2 separate regions of the Homo sapiens genome follow, and region 2 is linked to region 1. Evidence: chromatin loops called from intact Hi-C (ENCODE). Cell type or tissue: breast epithelium. All regions are shown on one strand. Links, peaks and the distances in the headings refer to the core of each region. The heading gives the core; the rest is flanking DNA. Region 1 overlaps GPKOW (G-patch domain and KOW motifs). Region 2 overlaps CLCN5 (chloride voltage-gated channel 5).

What was found. A loop is a pair of places that touch in the nucleus more often than their neighbours do. Peaks named below come from ENCODE experiments on the same cell type or tissue, not always from the same donor. Only the 100,000 strongest peaks of a DNase experiment are listed, where the experiment ranks them.
Region 2: a loop joins it to region 1, with 37 times the contacts of the local background. A loop is called at or near these places in 1 of 110 quality-filtered maps.

Annotation. Positions count from the first base shown.
Region 1 is chrX:49,105,624-49,116,987 of GRCh38, forward strand. GPKOW (G-patch domain and KOW motifs) reads right to left here. Exons shown (of 11, transcript NM_015698.6): 7 at 10,598-10,700; 8 at 10,268-10,391; 9 at 10,103-10,172; 10 at 8,230-8,315; 11 at 7,784-8,132. The coding sequence ends at 7,998. Among named protein-coding and RNA genes, the nearest start is that of GPKOW, 12 kb to the right of the region's middle. In breast epithelium, for the core only: no CTCF peak of the experiment used is centred there; a DNase peak (open chromatin) is centred at 6,379; H3K27ac peaks cover 1,068 bases; H3K27me3 peaks cover 1,520 bases.
Region 2 is chrX:50,078,508-50,089,871 of GRCh38, forward strand. It overlaps CLCN5 (chloride voltage-gated channel 5), which reads left to right. Exons shown (of 15, transcript NM_001127898.4): 8 at 2,087-2,209; 9 at 3,134-3,340; 10 at 7,473-7,553; 11 at 7,821-8,363; 12 at 10,191-10,377. Among named protein-coding and RNA genes, the nearest start is that of MIR502, 70 kb to the left of the region's middle. RefSeq lists an enhancer at 11,333-11,364. In breast epithelium, for the core only: no CTCF peak of the experiment used is centred there; no DNase peak of the experiment used is centred there; H3K27me3 peaks cover 1,995 bases.

The DNA.
Region 1 (11,364 bases), core at 4,238-8,237:
TTTTTTTTTTTTTTTTTTTTTAAATCATTCTCATACCTTGATAAGGAAATACGCAACTTTTAAATGTTAATTTAGAAAATAACCAGCAAATGTAGCAGATTTTTAGTGTCCCCTAAATTAGTGTTCAAGGGGATCAATCTGGACGCAGAGAAAGAAGTAAAAAAATGGAGAACAGGCCAGGCACAGTGGCTCACGCCTGTAATCCCAGGGCTTTGGGAGGTTGACGGAGCCGGATTGCTTCAGCCCACGAGTTCAAGACCAGCCTGGGCAAAATGGCAAAGCCCAATCTCTATGGAAAATAAAAACTTTTAAAAATTAGCCCACCATGGTGGCACTGGCCTGTAGACCCAGCTACTCAGGAGGCTGAGGTGGGAGGATCCCTTAAGCCCAGGAGTTGGAGGTGGCAGTGAGCCATGATTGCGCCACTGTACTACAACCTGAATGATGGTGAGACCCTATCTCTAAAAAGAAAAAGAATAATTTTATCTTGGCCCCCATGTGGCACCTCACAGCTTGGGAACAACAATTTCTCACGTTTCCTCAGCTCCAACCACCACTCACAAGCTGTGTGACCTCGAGCAAGGCACCCAAGCTCCTCTGGACCTCAGCTTCCCTGTCAGTACAATGGGGATAACAATAGTGCTTACTTTATGGGGTCATTTGTGAATGTGAGATGAGTTAATAAATGGAAAGCACTTAGAAAAACCTCTGGAACCACTGAATCAAACTGGATATCATTATTGATCCCTCATTCAATCCTTCAATACCCATTTAGTGTCGTCTGTCCAGATGCTGCAGATACGCCTAGCACACAGTGACTGCTCAGCGAACAGTGTCACAATGAACATGTGCAATGGCCTTGAAGGCCACATTGGGACTTGCCCTGATCAGCAGGTTGGAGGTGCTCCAGGCCCGAAGCTTAGCTGTGAGTGGGGACATGGGAGGGAGGTTGGAACTACCACTGCAGAAGGGGCTCTGAACCTAGGTTCAGGAGAGAGGCTTTGAACTTGCATGTGTGGGGAGCCATGGAAGTTTCCAGGAAGGACTGCAGGTCCCACCTGGAGATGTGCAGTTCCTCCTTCAGGTACCTGGGAATGTCAGTCACACCCCAGACCTGCTCAGCTCCTCCAAACTGCTGTTCCTGTATCTGAGAGCTTCAAGTCCCCAAATGGCCTATCTAATACATGGGGAAACTGAGGCCTGGGGAGGCCTGGGGACTGAGCTAGCATTCACTTGTGGAAATAGTCTGGCATCACCTGAAGAAGTTAGAGACATGCAAATCCTACGCCCTCAGATTCCCCTCTGAGAGTCTGCGTGCCTATGTGAACCAGGAGACATGTGCGGGAGTGAACACTGCAGTGTTACTCCAAACAGCAAGAACCAGAAACAGCCCAAAGGGCCGTTACAGGAGAATATGGACACCCAGGCTGCACATGCACACCATGGAATGCTGTATGGCAGTGGAAATAAATGAACAGCTACCCCTACAGGCAAACAGGAATCATAGCAACAGCTGGGAGTGACGGCGTGAAGCAGAGGGACAAGAATGTGCACTCATGCCCGGTCTGCCTGGCTTACAATCCTGGCTCTCTGCTTGCCAGCTAGAACTATCATGCAAATCATTTAACCACTCGGTGCCTCAGTTCCCTCATATGTAAAATGGACATGGTAACAGTGTGTATCCCACAGGCCATTATGAGGATTTAAATGATTTAAAGGATTGTGGGCTGGGCACAGTGGCTCAAGCCTGTAATCCCAGCACTTTGGGAGGCCGAGGTGGGTGGATCACCTGAGGTCAGGAGTTCAAGACCAGCCTGGCTAACATGGTGAAACCTCGTCTCTACTAAAAATACAAAAAAAAAAAAAAAAAAAAAAAAAAAATTAGCCAGGTGTGGTGGCAGGGGCCTGTAAACCCAGCTACTTGGAAGGCTGAGGCAGGATAATCACTTGAACCTGGGAGGCAGAGGATGCAGTGAGCTGAGATCGTGCCACTGTACTCCAGCCTGGGCAACAGAGTGAGGCTTGGTCTCAAAAATATAAATAAATAAACAAACAAATAAATAAAGGATTGTGAATGTAAAGGGGACAGAACAGTGCCTGACACACACATCAAGTGCTACATGAGTGTTAAGAGAAAGCCGGCTGGGTGTGGTGGCTCACGCCTGTAATCACAGCACTTTGGGAGACTGAGATGGACGGATCACCTGAGGTCAGGAGTTCGAGACCAGCCTAGCCAACATGGAGAAACCCTGTCTCTACTAAAAATACAAAAATTACCTGGGTGGCGGGCACCTGTAATCCCAGCTACTCGGGAGGCTGAGGCAGGAGAATCGCTTCAATCTGGGAGGTGGAGGTTGCAGTGAGCCAAGATTGTGCCACTGCACTCCAGCCTGGGTGACAGAGCGAGACTGTCTCAAAACAAACAAAAAAACAAAAAGAAAACCAGAAGCCGGGTGCAGTGATTCATGCCTGTAATCCCAGCACTTTGAGAGGCTAGGGCAGGAGGATCGCCTGAGGCCAAGGGTTCAAGACCAGCATAGGCAACATGGCGAGACTCTGTCTCTATTAAAAATTTAAAAATTAGCCAGGTGTGGTGGGATGCACCTGTAGTCCCAACTACTCAAGAGGCTGAGGGGCGAGGAATACTTGAGTTTGAGGCAGCAGTGACCTATGATTGCAGCACTGCACTCCAGCCTGGACAAAAGAACAAGAACCTGTCTCAAAAAAAACAAAAACAAAAACAAAAAAAAGATAAATCTAGAATGTCCAGTGGGGAAAAAGTAAGTTTCCAAAGATTACATAGTGTTATGGTTTGATGACTTGTACCTCTCAAACCCAGCACTTTGGGAGGCCAAGGTGGGTGGATCACCTGAGGTCAGAAGTTTGAGACCAGCCTGACCAACGTGGTGAAACTCCATCTCTACTAAAAATACAAAAATTAGCCGGGCATGGTGGCGGGCACCTATAATTCCAGCTACTCGGGAGGCTGAGGCAGGAGAATCGCGTGAACCTGGGAGGTGGAGGTTGCAGTGAGCTGAGATCGTACCATTACACTCTAGCCTAGGTGACAGAGCACTACTCTGCCTCAAAAAAAGAAAAAGAAAAAGAAATGTAATTGCCATTGTAACAGTATTAAGAGGTGAGATCTTTAAGAGGTCATCAAGCAAGCAAGAGAGAGAGAGAGAGAGAGAGAGTCTTTTTCTACCACGTGAGAACATAGTGAGGTAATCTGCAAGCCAGGAAAAGAGTCCTCATCAGAAATGACCCTGACAGACCTTGTTCTGGGAATTCTAGCCTGCAGAACTGTGAGAAAATAAATTTCTGTTGTTTAAGCCAAAAAAAAAAAGTGGTAATCAAGAGGCCTCATGAATGGATTACTGCTGTTATTATGGGAGTGGGGAGTGGGTTTCTCATAATAAAATGGGTTCAGCCCCCTCTCTGGCCCTCTCTTACTCTTTCCCCCTCCACTATGGAATGACACAGCAAGAAGACCCTGGCCAGATGCTGCACCTAGATCTTGGACTTCCCAGCCTCCAGAACTATAAGGAATAAATTTCTATTCTTTATAAATTACCCAGTGTCATGTATTTTGGTACAACAGCACAAAACAGACTAAGATGTATACTTTTTTTTTTTTTTTTTTTTTGAGACGGAGTCTCGCTCTGTCGCCCAGGCTGGAGTGCAGTGGCGCGATCTCGGCTCACTACAAGCTCCACCTCCCAGGTTCACGCCATTCTCCTGCCTCAGCCTCCCGAGTAGCTGGGACTATAGGCGCCCGCCACCACACCTGGCTAATTTTTTGTATTTTTAGTAGAGATGGGGTTTCACCGTGTTAGCCAGGATGGTCTCGATCTCCTGACCTCATGATCTGCCTGCCTTGGCCTCCCAAAGTGCTGGAATTACAGGCGTAAGCCACTGTGCCCAGCCTAAGATGTATACTTTTATACAGTTCAGAAACACCAAAGATGAAGCAAGATATTTAGGCTGCAGACTACTGACTTCTTGTATTCTCACATAGCTGAAAGAGGACGAGAGTCTCTGGGATGCCTTTTAAGGCACTGATCCCATCTATGAGGGCTCTGCCCTTGTGACCTAATTACCTCCCAAAGGCCTCACCCCTAATGCCATCACATGGGGCGGTTATGATTTATTTTTTTTTCTTTTGAGATGAAGTCTCGCCCTATTGCCCAGGCTGGAGTGCAATGGCGCAATCTCAGCTCACTGCAACCTTCCCCTCCCGGGTTCAAACGATTCTCCTGTCTCAGCCTCCCAAGTAGCTGAGATTACAGGTGCACGCCACCACGCCTGGCTAATTTTTGCCTTTTTAGTAGAGATGGGGTTTCACCATGTTGGCCAGGCTGGTCTCAAACTCCTGACCTCAGGTGATCTGCCCACCTTGGCCTCCCAAAGTGCTGGGATTATAGGCGTGAGCCAGTGCTCCTGGCCTCTACAAAAAATTTTTAAAAAATTAGCTGGGCGTGGTGGCACACACCTGTAGTCCCAGCTACTCAGTAGGCAGGAAGATTGCTTGAGCCCAGGAGATCAAGGCTGCAGTGAGCCATGATTGTGTCCCTGCACAATCAGCCTGGGAGACAGAGTGAGACCCTGTCTCCAAAAAAAAAAAAAAAAAAAAGGAAGCCTTGCTGGGCATCTAATGGGAAAATCTGTGTTCCCAACAATGGAAATCAGCTAGATTGACCAAAGCACCAGAGGAACAAATGTATTTAGAGTGGTTCTGTGTGCACATGGTGGGGGGTGTATGGCAAGTGGGGAGTTGTCAACTGGCAGTCTTTAGCAGTGGCTATATGGAGGCTTCTCATGATTTCCACTTCAGTCAGAACAAAAGCCATAGTAGTTCCAGTGGACTGACCTTACAGCACTACAGGATCTCCCTGACCTGACCTCCTACCACCTTCTCCCTCACTTACTCCCCTGCAGCCACACCAGCCTCCCGGCTGTTCCTCACACATGCTAGCAACAGTGCTACCACAGGGCCTTTGCACTTCATTTCCCCTGTCTAGACCGCTTTCCCCAGATAGCTGCATGACCATCCCTTACTTCCTTAATACCGTTGCTTAATGTCACCTTCTCTCTAAGGCTTTCTGTGGCCATCCTATTAATACTGCCCCTTTCCCCCATGGTTCTCAGCTTCTTATAACATCTTCCATCACTTACTTCTGCTTATTGCTCACTGTCTCAGCCCCAGTGGAGTGTCAGCCCCACAAGGGCAAGGATGTTTGTTTTGTTTGTAGCTCCATACTCGGTACCCAGGATGCTGCCTGGCATATAGTAGGGTCTTGATATTAAGTGATTTACTCCATACGGTTCCCCTAGCATGCAGGATGGTACCTGGCATTCAGTAGGAGCTCAAGAGATGTTTGTTGAATGAATTGGTGTGATAGGGGACTTGGTGAGGACCCGCCCCCACTTAGATAGCTTTAGAAGCTGTTGGATACTTCATCCCTCTGCGTGGTGCTGCAGACATGGAGATGAAGAGGTGGCCTCAGTGTGGGAGTAGAGGGGAGCATTCCCTTGACTGAGGAAGGAATGTTAGAAAAGAGAGCTGAGGCTGGGCATGGTGGCTCATGTCTGTAAACCCAGCACTTTGGGAGGCCGAGGTGGGCAGATCACGAGGTCAGGAGTTTGAGATCAGCCTGACCAACACTGTGAAACCCCGTCTCTACTAAAAATACAAAAATTAGCCGGGCATGGTGGCATGCGCCTGTAATCCCAGCTACTAAGGAGGCTGAGGCAGGAGAATCACTTGAAACTGGGAGGTGGAGGTTGCAGTGAGCCAAGATCACGCCACTGCATTCCAGCCTGGGCGACAGAGCAAGACTCCATCTCAAAAAAAAAAAAAAAAAAAAAAAAAAAAGAGCTGAGGCCAGGAGTGGTGGCTCATGCCTATAATCCCAGCACTTTGGAAGGCCAAGATGGGAAGATCACTTGAGCCCAGGAGTTCAAGACCAGCCTGAGCAATATAGTGAGACCTTGTCTCTCTTATATTTAAAATAAAAAATTATTTAAAAAAAATTTTTTAAAAGAAGAGCTGACCTGTCCATATCTGCCACTGAACACAGCCCAGACAGCAACCCACAGCACCTCAATAATTGACTCCTCTCTGAAAGGCAAAGAAACTGCTTCCTGAGTCTGCTGCTACAAATTCAAGGCTTGGCATCTGGACAATTTTTAACAGAAGCAGACCCCTGCCAGGGAAACTTCTGGGGGCTTGGCAGAAGAGGCAGATGCCTTTTAATCTACCTCTTGCTCAATCCCTGTGATGTGAAAAAAGCCAGTCTGGACAAATTGTACAGGTCACAGTCCCCAGCTTGTGAGGGGCCTGTAGAGAATTCTCGGGCTCACAGAAGCCGTTGCTGCAGTAACCACTGCCGCAAGAGCAACTTTGGCAGCAGGCAGGTGCCAGGCAGCAAGCTGAGAGAACACTGCACAGATTCAAAGTGTCTTCAGATACAAGGCTTTGTTTGTGCACAGTGAACAAAGGGCATATTGGGAAGGCCTCCTTATATTGTCCACACTTCCCTGAATGTAAGGAGCCCTGTCCTCAAAATGGGGATCAGCAGGGCTCCTTTCAAGGTAAAGCAGAAAAAGTCCCAGTGGCCTGTCAAGGGAGACCAGGCGCTTTGGCTGGAGCTAGGTGTTCTGGACAAAGGGCCATATTCAAGAACTTTGGGCCCCATTTTCAAGCGTAGGCTTAGGAGAAAGATGAATTCCAGGAAATCTGAAGCTGATGAGATATCTGCTTTAGCATTGTGGCACGGGGAGGAGATGGAGGGTGTCTGAAATGGCCAGGTTATGTTGTGTTACAGGCAGAGACAGAGCCCCAGTGCCATTCCCTGGGGAGCTTTAGCCCTTCTCAAAGGTGCTACCAAGGCTGGTTTATTATGATTGGAGAAAGGAGGAGGCCTCCTTGACAGAGTGAAGTGCATAAAGCATAGGAAATGGACTACTGGACATGAGAAGTTGGGAACATCCTCCCTACGATTAACAAAATACAAGCCAGAGACCAGGCACGGTGGCTCATTCCAGTGCCTATAATCCCAGCACTTTGGGAGGCTGAGACGGGAAGATCGCTTGAGCCCAGGAGATCAATGCTGCTGTGAGCTATGATTGCACCACTGCACTCCAGTCTGGGCAACAGAGGAAGACCCCAGGCTCAGCATATTCTCTGGGGTCCTGCTCTAAACTGAGAGTGAAAGCATACTCTGCTGCTAGTTGCTAGAGTTCTTGCTCAGAAAGTTGTTCAGAGATACAGTATTTCAGATTCCACAGCATCTAAAGATTTTTTTTTTTTTTTTTGAGACAGAGTCTAACTCTGTCCCCTGGGCTGGAGTGCAGTGGCGCAATCTGGGCTCACAGCAACCTCTGCCTCCTGGGTTCAAGCGATTCTCTTGCCTCAGCCTCCTGAGTAGCTAGGATTATAGGCGTGCACCACCATACCTCGGTAATTTTTTGTATTTTTATACTTTTAGTAGAGACAGGGTTTCACCTTGTTGGCCAGGCTGATCTTGAACTCCTGGGCTCAAGCGATCCATCCACCTCAGCCTCCTAAAGTGCTAGGATTACAGGCATGCACCACTGTGCCCAAGCTTATAGTATCTATATTCCAAGAGTGAGCTCACAATCAAATGAGTCCTTTAACTTGTCCTGTACCCTGAGCAGAAAAGCAAGGCTGAAAAGTGAAATGGTTCCCACCTCAGTCAACTCAGTTCCCACCTTAACTCGCAGCTCATCATACCACTTATGATTTCATCTTTCTATTAAGTACTTGAAATGGTTTTTATTATACCCTAAATTTTGGTAAATATTGGGTTTGTTTCTAGCTTCCCTACTGGTTCACCCATCCCTTTCCCTTGTCCTTGTCCCAGGACTGCACCAGAAGTAGAGGATGGAACAATGATCTTCCCACCTTCTGAAGGCAACTTTCTCATATGGTACAGAACTGGTACCAGCCTGGGGGATGGGAGGAGTCCCATGGGTCAGTCATCATCTGTGTCACTAGGGCCCATGTACTGGCAGATGGCATCGTAGTGAAGCTCCACCACCTGATTTTCTCTTGGCAGTTGCACCAAAGCCCGGCTCCGTGCTCTGTCCCGGCTCAGCAAATGTCCCACCTGGAACAGAGGTGAAGTGGAATCAGCAAGGCAAGCCTAGACCCTGGGACAGGCCCTGAACGACCCACAAACCTCTACTGCCAGGTCTGAGACTCACCCTTCCAGTCTGTGGGCCCAGCACCACCATCACACGGTCACCCTCTGCCTTGGGAACCAGGGTCTCCAGCATGTCTTCCCTCAGGCCTATGGATAAGGGAGAGGGGAGTGAGGCCCACAGCAAGGACCAGCCCAACCAGCGTCCTGTCAGAAGGGCCTTTCCTGGCCAGGCGTGGTGGCTCACACCTGTAGTCCCAGCACTTTGGGAGGCTAAGTTGGGAGGATCGCTTGAGCCCAGGAGTTCGAGACCAACCTGGGCAAGATGGTCAGACCTCATCTCTACAGATTTTTTTGTTTTGTTTTTTGAGACTGAGTTTGGCTCTTGTTGCCCAGGCTGGAGTGCAATGGTGTGGTCTTGGCTCACTGCAACCTCCGCCTCCTGGGTTCAAACGATTCTCCTGCCTCAGCCTCCTGAGTAGCTGGGATTACAGGCACCCACTACTGCGTTTGGCTAATTTTGTATTTTTAGTAGAGATGGGGTTTTGACATGTTGGTCAGGCTGGTCTCAAACTCCTGACCTCAGGTGATCCACCCTCCTCGGTCTCCCAAAGTGCTGGGATTACAGGCATGAGCCACCGCGCCCAGCCTACAAAAAATTTTAAAATTAGCCAGGCATGGTGGTCAGTGCCTGCAGTCCCAGCTACTCAGGAGGCTGAGGTGAGAGGATGGCTTGAAACCAGGAATTTGAGGTGGCAGTGATCCATGATGGTGCCACTGCACTCCAGCATAGGTGATAAAATGAGACCCAATCTCAAAAAAAAAAAAAGAAAAAAAAAAAAAAGAAGGGCCTTTCAGCTGGGTGTGGTGGCTCATGCCTGTAATCCCAGCACTTTGGGAGGCTGAGGCAGGAGGATCACGAGGTAAGGGGTTCAAGACCAGCTTGGCCAATATGGTGAAAACCTGTCTCTATTAAAAATACCAAAATTAGCTGGGTGTGGTAGCGGGCACCTGTAGTTCCAGCTACTCAGGAGGCTGAGGCAGAAGAATAGCTTGAACCCGGGAGGCGGAGGTTGCAGTGAGCCAAGATTGCGTCACTGCACTCCAGCCTGGGTGACAGAGTGACTCTGTTTCAAAAAAAAAAAAAAAAAAAAAAAAAAAAAAAAGAAGGGCCTTTCCTGTATTCCCTGGAGCCACTCTACACCCTGTTGACAGATGGGAGTCCCGCCACATCCATTTCACAGATGAGGTAGCCTAAGGAGTAGTTTACAAAAATCACTGTAATAAAGGGTGGTGGTGATAACAACAGGCACCTTTTATTGTGGGCATGTTTTAACCCCTGCCCTGCACTGAGAGCTCAATACACATTCCTTCACTAAGGCACCAATCACAAGAGGAAGAAATAGTAAATTCCATGCTAATTTGACAGACCGGAGGCCGAGCGCGGTGGCTCACGCTTGTAATCCCAGCACTTTGGGAGGCCGAGGTGGGAGGATCACTTAAGGTCAGGAGTTCCAAGACCAGCATGGTCAACATGGTGAAACCCTGTCTCTACTAAAAACACAAAAATTAGCCAGGTGTGGTGACGCTTGCCTGTAATCCCAGCTACTCGGGAGGCTGAGGCAGGAAAATCGCTTGAACCTGGGAAGTGGAGGTTGCAGTGAGCTGAGATCACGCCACTGCACTCCAGCCTGGGTGACAGAGTGAGACTCTGTCTCAAAAAAAAAAAAAAAGAAAAAAAAGAAAACTTGACAGACTGGGAGAGTGGGGCTCAAGATAACCAACCACCATCATGGAAGTGTCTAATGTTCTGTAAGAGGATGCTAGGCCTTGCAAAATACCTGAACTCTGCCAAACCTCCCAGCTTTGCCTGGGCCAGGCTCTGGGCCTAAAACACTCTTCTTGATCAACCTCCAGCTGCCATCGCTCAAACTCACCTTCCAGGACTCGGCCTTCATCTGTCCGACATACACAGGTATCTGGGCTTAGGACATCTTCAATTATCATCTGGGGATACAGGTCAGGGGGATGTGAGATTTTAGAGAGGTAGGGGGGCCCAGTCCCTAGGAGAGGGAGGGGGACTCAGGCTGCAGGGTTCCCACCTTGGTGTTGTAATATTGGCCTCCTTTGTACATGTTGTCCACAAACCGCACACGCAGGTCCCTGTGCAACCAGTGCTGACTTCTGGGGGCTGCTTTCTCACTCTTGGCTGCAGGCCCATCCTGTCTGTGGAGAAGGTGCCAGCACCAGGCTTAGCTCTTCATCAGATGCACTTTCCAGTTGCCCTCCCTTTGCCTATGCTATGAAACCCACCCACAATGCAGTTCCCCGTTCCTTCTATGAGCCCGCCTTGCCTTGGAAGCCTTCCCTGGCTGCTCGAGCCTACCCACAGCCCTGCCTTCTTGACCCCTCCCGCATGCTCAGAGTCCCACCGGTCTGGAAGGTGTTTCCGCTTCCTCTCTGAGTTGTCCTGCTGGATGTAGAGTTCTTGATTCCAGAGGGTCTTCCGTGATGAGGCAGTTCCGTTCTGTTGCCCTGGGGAAGGAAGTTTTGCTCATCTGGCCTGTTCAAGAGGTTATGAGGAGAACCAGGACAGAGCCTCAGTGTCTCACTGCCCTTTCCTTCCAAGGCCATGTCTCAGCCTAGAGCCACCTCCCACCTGCCAAAGTGCCCCTCTCACCCCTCATGCATTTGCTAGTAGAATGCCTCTCCCCCACCTCTCAACCATTTCAGCTTCCTTCAGGAACCCTCCCGCAGCCAACCTAGCCCACAACAACAATGCTCACCTAGTGTGGACTAGAGATTCCCAGAGAGCTCTGTCTGTACCCATTTGCCAAACTGCCCCGTCCTACCGAAACGCCTTCGCCTGTGCTGTTCTGTCTGCCTAGAATTCCTTCCTTCTTGGTCACACCCTAATCCTAGCAGTTCTCACTCCCTAGTAAAAGAGAGGTTCATCACCCCAAATGGACAAAGATCTCGAAGGTAGGAATTGGTTTCTGCACCTGTTTCTTCTCACTCAGACAGGCTACAGACCCAGGGGTATGACATCGACCTTTCTCCAATCAAATGGAGTAAGTCACTTATGTCCATTCTCACCTCCTGACCTCTGATTGGAAGTCATATCTGCCAGGCACACTGCTGCCCCTCCCTGCTGCAGATCTAAAACCACCCCATTAGCCAGGCCCTGCCACCCCTAGGA
Region 2 (11,364 bases), core at 7,018-11,017, 980 kb after region 1:
TCACCATTTAGTTTACACACATTGATTTATGTATGTATTTGTGTGTGTGTATGTGCGCGCACGCATGTAGTTCATAGTTCATTGCCATTTTGTCCTATGTGGACATTTGTTTAACCACCACCACAGTCAAGATTTAGAACTGTTCTATCACTGCAGGGCTGCCTCATGCTGCCCCTTTATAGCTGTATGTGTGTAAGCATTCCAACAGTTACTTTCAAACTGGAGCTTGAGATTTGCTCTAGTGACAGATTTCTCTGGCTCTTCTTTTTATGAACGAAATCCTTCCCTGGGGAAAGAGTCCTCTAGGTTTTGGTTTTTGTTTGTTTGTTTTTTGAGACGGAGTCTCACTCTGTCACCCAGGCTGGAGTGCAGTGGTGCGATCTCGGCTCACTGCAAGCTCCGCCTCCCGGGTTCACGCCATTCTCCTGCCTCAGCCTCCCAAGTAGCTGGGACTACAGGCACCCGCTACCACGCCCGGCTAATTTTTTTGTATTTTTAGTAGAGACGGGGTTTCACCATGTTAGCCAGGATGGTCTTGATCTCCTGACCTCGTGATCCGCCCGCCTCGGCCTCCTCTAGGTTTTAAGAAGCCTTCTCCAAATGCCAGGAAATTGCCCTCCTGGTCTCTGCCTCTGGCCAGTTTGAGTTACTTTTCCTTTCACTCCCTTACCCTCTTCATTTCCTACCTCTGCAGTCTTCTTCCTCCTTAGCTACATTGGAAAGGCAAAGAAATAGCAATCATGTGTTCCTCTGAGGGCCTAAGATAATGGAAAACCTGTGTCAAATTTACAACTCAGAAAAAACCTGAGCATTCTGGTTCTCTTTGTCTAGGTCAGTGAGTTACTTTAATAGTGTTTTGTGTTATGAAGTCAAAAGTCCATTGGGTTTTGTATTTACTGAGTGAGTTGCAATTCCTAATATTTCTACCAGCAAGCATAACTTCCTAATCAAAATTGCTTTTTTTGTAAGACATGACTATTTGCAGGCCCTTTAATATGGATGAATCTTTCCTGCTGGTCAAAGCTAGATTTCTTTTGTGGCATGCTTCATTTATCACAGGGGAATAGTCTCAAAAAGTATATTCTTTCTATTTTAAAAAATAGTTGTTTCCATTTTATTTATTTATATCTGGTACCACCAGGGTCCAAAACTTTCTACTTATATGGTTGTTCCTGAGTCTGTGGTACCAAAATTTTCTTGAAGATGTAGTTATATGTGGACTCTAAAAAAGAAAGTTGAGTAAACAGAACCAGAGAGCAGAATGGTGGTTACCTGGGGCATGGAGGAGGAGGAAATGGGGAGAAGTGGACCAAAGGGTACAAATTTGCAGTGAGGTAGGGTGAATAAGTCTAGAGAGGTAATGTACAGTAGAGTTAATAATGCTGTATACTAAAAATTTGCTAAGAGTATATTTTAGATGCTCTTACCACACATACAAAGAAAGGTAACTATGGAAGGTGATATGCATGTAAGTTTATTTCAATGTAGTAACAATTTCGCTATATGTATATATATAAAACATCATGTTGTACACCTTAAATACATACAATAAAAAAATTTTAAAAAGCAAAGAAAAAAGCCAAACACCCAAAATTTTGTTACTATAAACTATGAGAATTTGACACCAAGGTAAGTAGCCAAAGGTGAATTTAGTGGAACTTTAGATCCGCTCTTCACTTCAGATGTGAAGCCAAGGTTCAGCCATTCCAAAAAAGCTGGGGGGGTGCTCTTAAGACTCTTGGTAAAATGACATGGAATCATATATATTTGACTACAAAACCCATCAAAGCACTCATATAGAAAGAGAATTTTGTTTCATGGTTTTCCGTTTGCTCTTTTCCTTGTTCATCCTTAGAATCCATGGTAAATTTCCTTTGGGTGTAGCAAAGCATCTCATTTTCAGTACTAAGTGGCCTGACAGTGTTTCAGTAGTTGACAATTCAGAAAGAAAAGTCTTGAACAATTTAATCTCGGTGGTTTTTTTTTTTTTTGGACTTTTTTTCCTGAAAAAACATTACTCAGAAGAGCTGCATGTCTCACTGAAGCTGTCTAGGCTAAAACAAGCTTCTTTTTCCCCCTGTTCCAGGGAGCCTTTGCCTACATAGTCAATTATTTCATGTACGTCCTCTGGGCTCTCCTATTTGCCTTCCTTGCCGTATCTCTTGTCAAGGTGTTTGCGCCTTATGCCTGTGGCTCTGGAATCCCTGAGGTGAGTCTCTTAAAATGGTTTATAAATGGTTACAATATGAATACTTTTTGGTTAAAATCTCTTAATATGTATTCCAGCACATACCACAATTTGATGAATGTTAAACAGGATCAGATCCTGAGGCCATCTAAGACCTAGGTCTTTCCACAAGTCCCTCTCAGCCTGGGCTACCAGGAAATTAAAGGGAGTTGATTCTTAGCCTCCTGAGGGTTCCTGTTGAGCCAGGCTCTGGAAAACTTCCCCTGTTCCCTATCCAAAAAGCTTCCAGAGTATATCCCAAGATTCTGACCTGAAAAAGCAGTGTTATTGTCAGCTTTTTCAGGGCAAAAGAAAGAAAATCATTTGGTACCTTTCCCACAATATGATTTAGGCTACATGGGATGGTTAAAACCCTGTTTCTAACTACTTTTGGCTTAGATTGCTTGACAGTGACTAAAGACACTGAGACTTAGGTTACCAGGATGACTTTGCCCTTCCCTGTTTCCTGACCAGGTAATAAGTCACAATTTTTTTTTTTTTTAAGCCAGGGAATCAAGACTATACCTAACCTTTAAGGTTGTTTCAGGGACATTAGCCTTGTCCTCTCAAAACATGCCTCTTGGGCTACCACGTTGTAACATGAGGAAAACACCTATCCCTCCCTCTCCAGCTCCTCCTTCATATATGCACACTCTCATACTTACAATACATCCTTGCCCAGCTATCACTCCCCTCCCCCTAAAAAGGGGGAACATGAAAGCTTAAAGAACAGTTCTTGCTTTCTTGGGCTCCTGGGCTCTCTTCCAAACAGGGATCACTGTAGGTCAAGCATTTATATGTCACTTATTCAAAAGGTGCAGTTTCTATAATGAGGTCCAGATTTTTGCTTCTTAGCCTTGTTGACTTCCTTAGTCTATATTCAATCTTTCTGTGTTTAACCTGCAGATAAAAACTATCTTGAGTGGTTTCATTATTAGGGGCTATTTGGGTAAGTGGACTCTGGTTATCAAAACCATCACCTTGGTGCTGGCAGTGTCATCTGGCTTGAGCCTGGGCAAAGAGGGCCCTCTAGTGCACGTGGCTTGCTGCTGTGGGAACATCCTGTGCCACTGCTTCAACAAATACAGGAAGAATGAAGCCAAGCGCAGAGAGGTAATAATGAATGGCCTTAATAGTCTCTTTTTGGTTGTGAGCATAAATGATACAATCTTAGGGGGTGAGAATTTGAGAGTTCTACCAATGTTAATGCAAACACCCTTTGACCCAGCAATTCCACTTGTAGGAATTTATCCTACAGATATCCTAGCATGTGTGTGCACAAAGGTGTATAAGGATAGTGCAGCGTCTGTCAACATAGTAAAAAACTGAAGCAACAAAAATGTCCATCAATAGGGAACTGATCTAATAAATACTATTCTGTTCATACTGTAGAATACTTTGCAACCATTAAATGAGATAACCTTTTATATATTGACTTGGAATTCTGGCTATGAAACACCATTTGATTTTAAAAGCCAGTTTCTGAGTAATGTATATAATATAATTCATATTTTTTAAAAGTGTACATGCACTTATTGATAGAAAATGTCTGGAAGGTGGTTTTACCCCAAACTGGTTTTACTTTTTTTTTTTTTTGAGACAGGGTCTCACTCTGTCACCTAGACTGCAGTGCAGTGGCATGATCACGGCTCACTGCAGCCTCGACCTCCCTGGCTCAGATGATCCTCCCACCTCAGCCTCCCAAGTAGCTGAAACTACAGGCACGCACCACCAAACCCAGCTAATTTTTGTATTTTTTGTAGAGACGGGGTTTCACTATGTTGCCCAGGCTAGTCTCGAACTCCTGCGCTCAAGCAATCCTCCTCCCTCAGTCTCCCAAAGTGCTGGGATTACAGGCATGAGACACGATGCCTGGCTCACGTCAAACTGTTAAAAATGTTTATCTATGGTGAGTGGGAGAGTGAGGGGTAGTGAAGGAGAAGTAAGGATTTTAACTTTTTATTGTATGTAATTCTATTCAAGTATATATTGCTTCTCTTACAAAATAAGTTACAGAAAGAATAGATTTTAAAAGAAGTTGTTTATTGCTATGGAATAGTACATATAAGTGCAGTGTATGTTTCAGATGTCGGTTTTTTCACTTTCTATTTCTATCTAACACTATACTTGAATTAGTTTCTCTCTGTATTGGACCTCTCTCTACCTTTTGTTTCAGCCCAGCTAAATTAGTCCCGCCATGGCACCTCTGTAGTGGCTGTCATGTTTATGCAGTTGTTAATGTATGCTGTTTTGAGGAGGAAGGACTTTTTTAAAAAAAAGTTCCAAGTCATTGGTTTACTTTTTTCTTGCTATAATTAAGGGCCTAAGAGAATAATGGCTCTTGCTTTATTTTCTTTGAATTACAAAGAAGTCACATATGGAATGGGTCAAGACTAAGGTCATTTCACTTAAAAGGATTTTTCACAAAACAGGAACCTAATGATTTCTTATGAAAACCAAAAAAAAAAAAAAAATTAACCACAAGACCCAGAAGGAAACTCAAAGATATTGAGATTTCAAATATAGAATAAATTTTGTTGGTTCAAGGGAGAAAGGTCCTGGCACTGTTAGAAAGGAGAGGAAAGCTAGCAGGAGAGAAGATGGGGAAATATGAGTAGATTGTTTAACTACCTGTCATGCAGTAGAGGGACTTAAAGGTAGTGTTAAGTTGGTGAGGTTGTTAAATGGGAATGACATTCAACAGAAGGGAAGAGTTGAGAAAACATTTTTTTTCTAGAAGGGCTTTATTAGAACAGTTATGAAATTTGAATGAGATTTATAGATCAAATAACAGTTATTAGTGTAAATTTCCTATTTTGATCATTGAACTGTGATTATGGAAGAGACTGTCTTTGCTTTTAGGACATAAAAGCATTTATATCCTACATGCACTGAAGCATTTCAGGGTACATGAGCCTTATATGTGCAACTGACTTTTCTGAGTGAAATTCCAATTCTTCAGAAAAAAATAGAATCATAAAACAAATGCAGTAATGGTAGCAATTACAGAAGCTACATGAAGATATGTAGGACTTCTTTGTGCTATTCTTTCACCTTTTCTGTGTTTGAAATTTTTTTAAAAAAATATTATAATGGTTAAGAGTGAAGTGGTGATTGTTGCTGGTTTTGCATGGATGAAGGTGAATTTGAAACTACAGATTGCTGGGGACTTTCATTCTAAAAATTGGCATTTTTGTTCAAATAGTTTCTAATAAAATAAGAGGGGAATTCGATTTGGCTGTTTCTCTCTACAGATGCCATATATTTCTCCAGTTAGACTCATATGAATACAGTCATGTCTCAATGACAGGGATATGTTATGAAAAATGCATTGTTAGGAGATTTCGTCACTGTGCAAGCATTATAGATTGAAGTTACACAAACTTAGATGGTCTAGCCTACTACACACCTAGGCTTTATGATATAGCCTATGGCTCCTAGGCTACAAACATGTACAGCATGCGACTATACTGAATACTGTGAGCAATTGTAACACAATGGTAAATATTTGTGCATCTAAACATAGAAAAAGCACAGTAAAAATATAATATAATTTTATGGGGCCACCATGTTGTATGTGGTCCATCATTGACTGAAACGTTGTTACGTGGTGCGTGACAGTATTTGAATTGGTTTTTTTTGTTTTTGTTTTTGTTTTTTTTTTGGAGACAGGGTCTCAGTCTTTTGGCCAGGCTAGAATGCAGTAGTGTGATCTCAGTTCACTGCAACCTCCATCACCTGGGCTTGAGCAATTCTCCCACCTCAGACTCCCCAGTAGCTAAGACTACAGGCACATGCCATTATACCCAGCTGATTTTGTGAATTTTTTTGTAGAGACTGGGTTTTGCCATGTTGCCCAGGCCAGTGTTGAATTCCTGGGCTCAAGTGATCCTCCTGCCTCAGCCTCCCAAAGTGCTGGGATTACAGGCATGAGCCACCACAACCGGCTAGTATTTGAATCTTAAATTTACTTTCTAGCACTTATTTAGACTTTCCAGTTATTTTTTCCTGTTGCTTTCATCATCAGCGGCAACCTTTTTTGTCTTATGGCCTTGTCAAAGTGGGCAGATGGTTGAGAGTAAAACAGACTTGAGAAAGAAGGGTGTAGACAGACTCCACTCTACAATATAAAATTAAAGCAAACTAGCTACCCCGATTCTTTCTGTCTCTTGATTCATCCTAAACATAGTCACTGAAATCCCCTTTCTCAAGTTGCATGTTGGCTGTCCTCATCTTTCTTAAATGAAAGCCATTGTAGCTAGGAATTTCAAAGCCCTTCCAGCTAGCACCAGAGATTCCATTCTTTCCTCCCCATCATTTTCCTGAGCCATCCTACTCTTCCAGATAATCCTATATGCTTATTTTGCCAAGGACCTTTTTATTCTTCAAAACTCGTAATTTTGTTCAACTTTCTCTAAAATATTTCTTTACTTCTTCAAATCATCTCTCTCCATAGCAACCAGAATCCAATGAAAGGACTTGGTCCATCTATTAATTTTGGTTTGTTTGCCATTATTAGTGTTTGTCATGTACATTTTACATGTACACACACACCTACACAGAGGTGGAGGTCTCTAAGTATCACTATTCTTTCTCTCTTTATCACTTTTTCCCTTTGGCTCCTTCTTCCTCTCCCACTCTCTCCTAGTCCCTTTCCTTGCCATATCTTAAGTCTTCCCTTAAAAATCTAGTCACCTCCCTATTTCTGTGTCCATAGGTTATTGGGCATGGAGTAGGACACAGGGTACGAGAGACTCTAAATACCTATTGCATGAATACTTGCAGCTGCTGAATAACTGTGAACCAATTGTGACTTCAGTTTTATGTCATTAGAGCCTTCTTGAACATCTCATTTAAAAAGCATTCCTTTGCAAAGTTCCATATAAATAAATACATCACTGTAAGTACATCATTTAGATGGTGAACAAATAGGCCTAGAAATTCAAATGCAGTTACTGAATTGGGAGTATGGGAGATAAGGGCGGGGGGGCGGTGCATAATTTAGAATAAAACACATGGCTAAATGAATTACAAAGGAAAGGTCCTCTTACCTGGTCAAGCATGTGAACTATGCATGTGTATTCAAAATTCAGCATACAGTGTTTGAATTTTGTTTTTGATGATATGGAACATCTAGAGGTATTTTTAAATGTTCAGTAACTACTAACATTTCTTCTAAAAATGTGATTGAGTGATTGAGGAAAGCAGCATTATTCTGTCACTAATTCTGAGTTTTGGATTTTAGGTCTTGTCGGCTGCAGCAGCAGCTGGTGTATCTGTAGCCTTTGGAGCACCTATAGGTGGAGTATTATTCAGCCTTGAAGAGGTAACAACTTTTCATTGTACAGCATGTGCATGCTTTTGTGTCAGGAATTTTGTACATTGCAGCGCAATAATTTTGTACATAATGTACAATATCTGTGTATATCCCAGTCCCTGAGTGCTCTCCCCAACTTGGTGCTTTACCATGTGACTAGAAATCCAGTCGGCAGTTTTCATCCATTAGTTGACTCTCATGCCTGCAGCACAACATTTCACCTGAAATAGTTTCTGCGTATTGACTGAGTTTGCTTTCTCACCTTCTTTCTTCTAGGTCAGCTACTATTTTCCCCTCAAAACATTGTGGCGTTCATTCTTTGCTGCCTTGGTGGCAGCATTCACTCTACGCTCCATCAATCCATTTGGGAACAGCCGCCTGGTACTATTTTATGTGGAGTTTCACACCCCATGGCATCTCTTTGAGCTCGTGCCATTCATTCTGCTGGGCATATTTGGTGGTCTGTGGGGAGCACTGTTTATCCGCACAAACATTGCCTGGTGTCGGAAGCGAAAGACCACCCAGTTGGGCAAGTATCCTGTTATAGAGGTACTCGTCGTGACAGCCATCACTGCCATCCTGGCTTTCCCCAATGAATACACTCGGATGAGCACAAGTGAGCTCATTTCTGAGCTGTTTAATGACTGTGGCCTTCTGGACTCCTCCAAGCTCTGTGATTATGAGAACCGTTTCAACACAAGCAAAGGGGGTGAACTGCCTGACAGACCGGCTGGCGTGGGAGTCTACAGTGCAATGTGGCAGCTGGCTTTAACACTCATACTGAAAATTGTCATTACTATATTCACCTTTGGCATGAAGGTGAGGAATTCTTTTGGGACTCAGTGGCTGCATGCGTAGCTGTGGGTTTTGGAGGGCAGAGCCCAGGTATCATACAATCCTGATAGCTCATATGGTGCTTTCAAATCCCCCTCACATTATTCCCCCACCCCCAAAGCCTCTTTTACCCCACACGTTCTCATAATTTGCTAGACACTTGTACCTCTATCTCAAATTGTCCAAGCCTTGAGTTGTCCAAATGCCAGCCTCAGTGATGAAATTTTAGGAAGAATGTTTGCTCCTTTTCTGTGGAAAACATATTTTGCCCCTCAAAAATGATGGTGAAGTATTTATTCCAGTACATTTCATATTAAAATGATATCTGACCACCACAGTGTTACTCCTTATAGGGTGGCTTTAGAGTTTACCAATAAAGCACAATATTGATTGAACCAAAGAAGTTGCTGGGATTCGACCATTTTGACTGCTAAAATGGCAATTTCCTGTGGTTCAACCCAATATATAGCTAAATATAGTTTTTTACAGTGGTATCAATGTTCAGTTGTCAAGAAGTGGGATCCACTTCACAGGTGATCCTTAGTTAATATTTAAGCTATCAAAAGTGGACATCAGGCTGGCACGTTTTACTTTAGGTACCTGTTACCATTTCCACGTTTCAGAAGAAGCCAGAAAAGAAAATTTGTTAAGGTATTTTCCTCCTCCTTTCTAGGTTTTTGTTTGTTTCTTTCTTTTCTTTAGCACCCTAACTACCAAGTTATTTTCCTCTATTCTCTAGAGAAATGGAGATTCAAGCCAGAAGAGATAGCAACTCAGTTTAGGCATTATTGTAATCTCTAAGATGACGCCATCCATCCCCTCAATACAGGGAAGGGATGGAGACCCTGAGAAATTTTGCAGTGCTTCTTGAGTTAATTTTCACCTCATGCCTGCATTCTTTCACTTAAAGGGAATTTGTAAACCATCAGAACACCAGATTCAAATGCATTCCAAAATCAAACACAGGCTATTTTAAAAGAATCTGCTGTTTTGGTTATCCTTATCATCATTTCCCTCTCTCAGTACAGAATATTAAGAATTTACTATAGTATCCTAGGAGTCAAGAAAAAGAGTGGGGAGATAGATGAGCTTTACTTTTTTGGTTAATCTTGTAACCATAGTCATGATCTCATTACAATTTTTTAATTGTTTAATCTTTCTTGATACTGTTACAAAATAGACTGAAACCTCATGTGCTATATCCTTTTTGTGTGAGCAATGGGCTAAGATTCAATATATGAGCATGGTTATGAGCATTCCATTTAAATCCCAGCACCAGTCTTTACTAAATCTTGACCTTGGGTGGGTTACTTAACCTCTCTGAACCTTAGGTTCTTTGGCATTTGGGAATAATAATGCCTGCCTCCTGGGGTTATAAAGAACCCATGAATCTTGCATGTAGAGCGTCCAGCATAGAACATGGTAGGTACTCAATAAAGGGTAGTCATTGTTGATAAGAATTCAAAATTGGTGGAAATGTCTGCATATATGAGAAACTCCATCTATTTTCCTTTTTCTTTGGGAAAGGCCCAATTTCTGCCTCCAGTTCTGTGTTGGTCTGGAGAGTTCAGGCTCTTGCCTGATGGACCCCGAATCAGGGTAAGCTTCTTTGCAGTCGTCCTTGCCTGCACGTCCCAGAGAACCTCTAGTCCCTGTAGTGTTACACACACCTTTACAGCCACTTGCTAGCATAGTGCATAGTTAAATTGTCATCGGCCTGTTTGCTTTGCAGAGGGTCAGTCCTCCAGCCCTTACCATGTGCCAAGCAATCACATCATTTCTCACTAACCATCTATTGGTTTCTCTTTGCAGATCCCTTCTGGCCTCTTTATCCCTAGCATGGCTGTTGGTGCTATAGCAGGTCGACTTCTAGGAGTAGGAATGGAACAGCTGGCTTATTACCACCAGGAATGGACCGTCTTCAATAGCTGGTGTAGTCAGGGAGCTGATTGCATCACCCCCGGCCTTTATGCAATGGTTGGGGCTGCAGCCTGCTTAGGTGAGTAGTGTTTGCATTAATTTCAAGTTGCTACCCAGGTGACATACAACAGAAGAGTTTATTAAACACAGTTGACTGTAGGAGAATTTAAATGCCCATCCCTTTCCAGTTAGGTTTGCCATTTTCCAAGCACATTAAGAAAGCATCTGGTATACAGATGAGGAAACTAAAAAAAATAAAAATAAAAATCATAATAAAAAAGAAAAGGAATTCTACTCTCATACTGGGGAAATAATCAGAAATTTAGACAAAGATATCTGCACAAGAATATGTATCATAGTATAAGAGCAAAAAATTAGAATCAACCTAAATTTGCACTTGAGGGACTGGTTAAATGAATTATGGTACATCCATATGATGTTATACAATGCAGCCTTTAAATGTGATGTTAATTGTTAATATGTTTAACATCTTAAAATATGATGTTATATAAATTTGTAATAATATGCAGAATGTTCCCAACATAAAGTAGAGGGGGAAACATGGCAGAAAATTAAACATATAATGTGAGTTCACTCATTTAAAAACATATGTTTTTGCATAGAAAAAAACTTGAAAAAGTCATTCAGAATTTTTACTCTGCTTATTTATTGGCAGTCAGCTAATAGATAATGACTTTCTTTTATATTTTCTGGATTTTCCACAATGGCATGTATTTTCTAATTAGGGAAAAGAAGCAACAGAAAAATGAAAGAACAAAGAAACAAGAAGGCATCTTGGACTGGACATGGTAGCTCACACCTGTAATCCTAGCTACTTAGGAGGCAGAGGTGGGAGGATCACTTGAGGTTAGGAGTTTGAGACCAGCCTGGGCAACATAGTGAAACCCCAATTCGACAAAAAATAAAAAGTTAGTTAGGTGTGGTGGCACATGCCTGTAGTCTCAGCTACTCAGGAGGTTGAGGTGGGAGGATCACTTAAGCCTGGAAGATGGCAGTTGCAGTTAGTAGTGATAATGCCAGTGCACTCTAGCCTGGGTGACAGAGC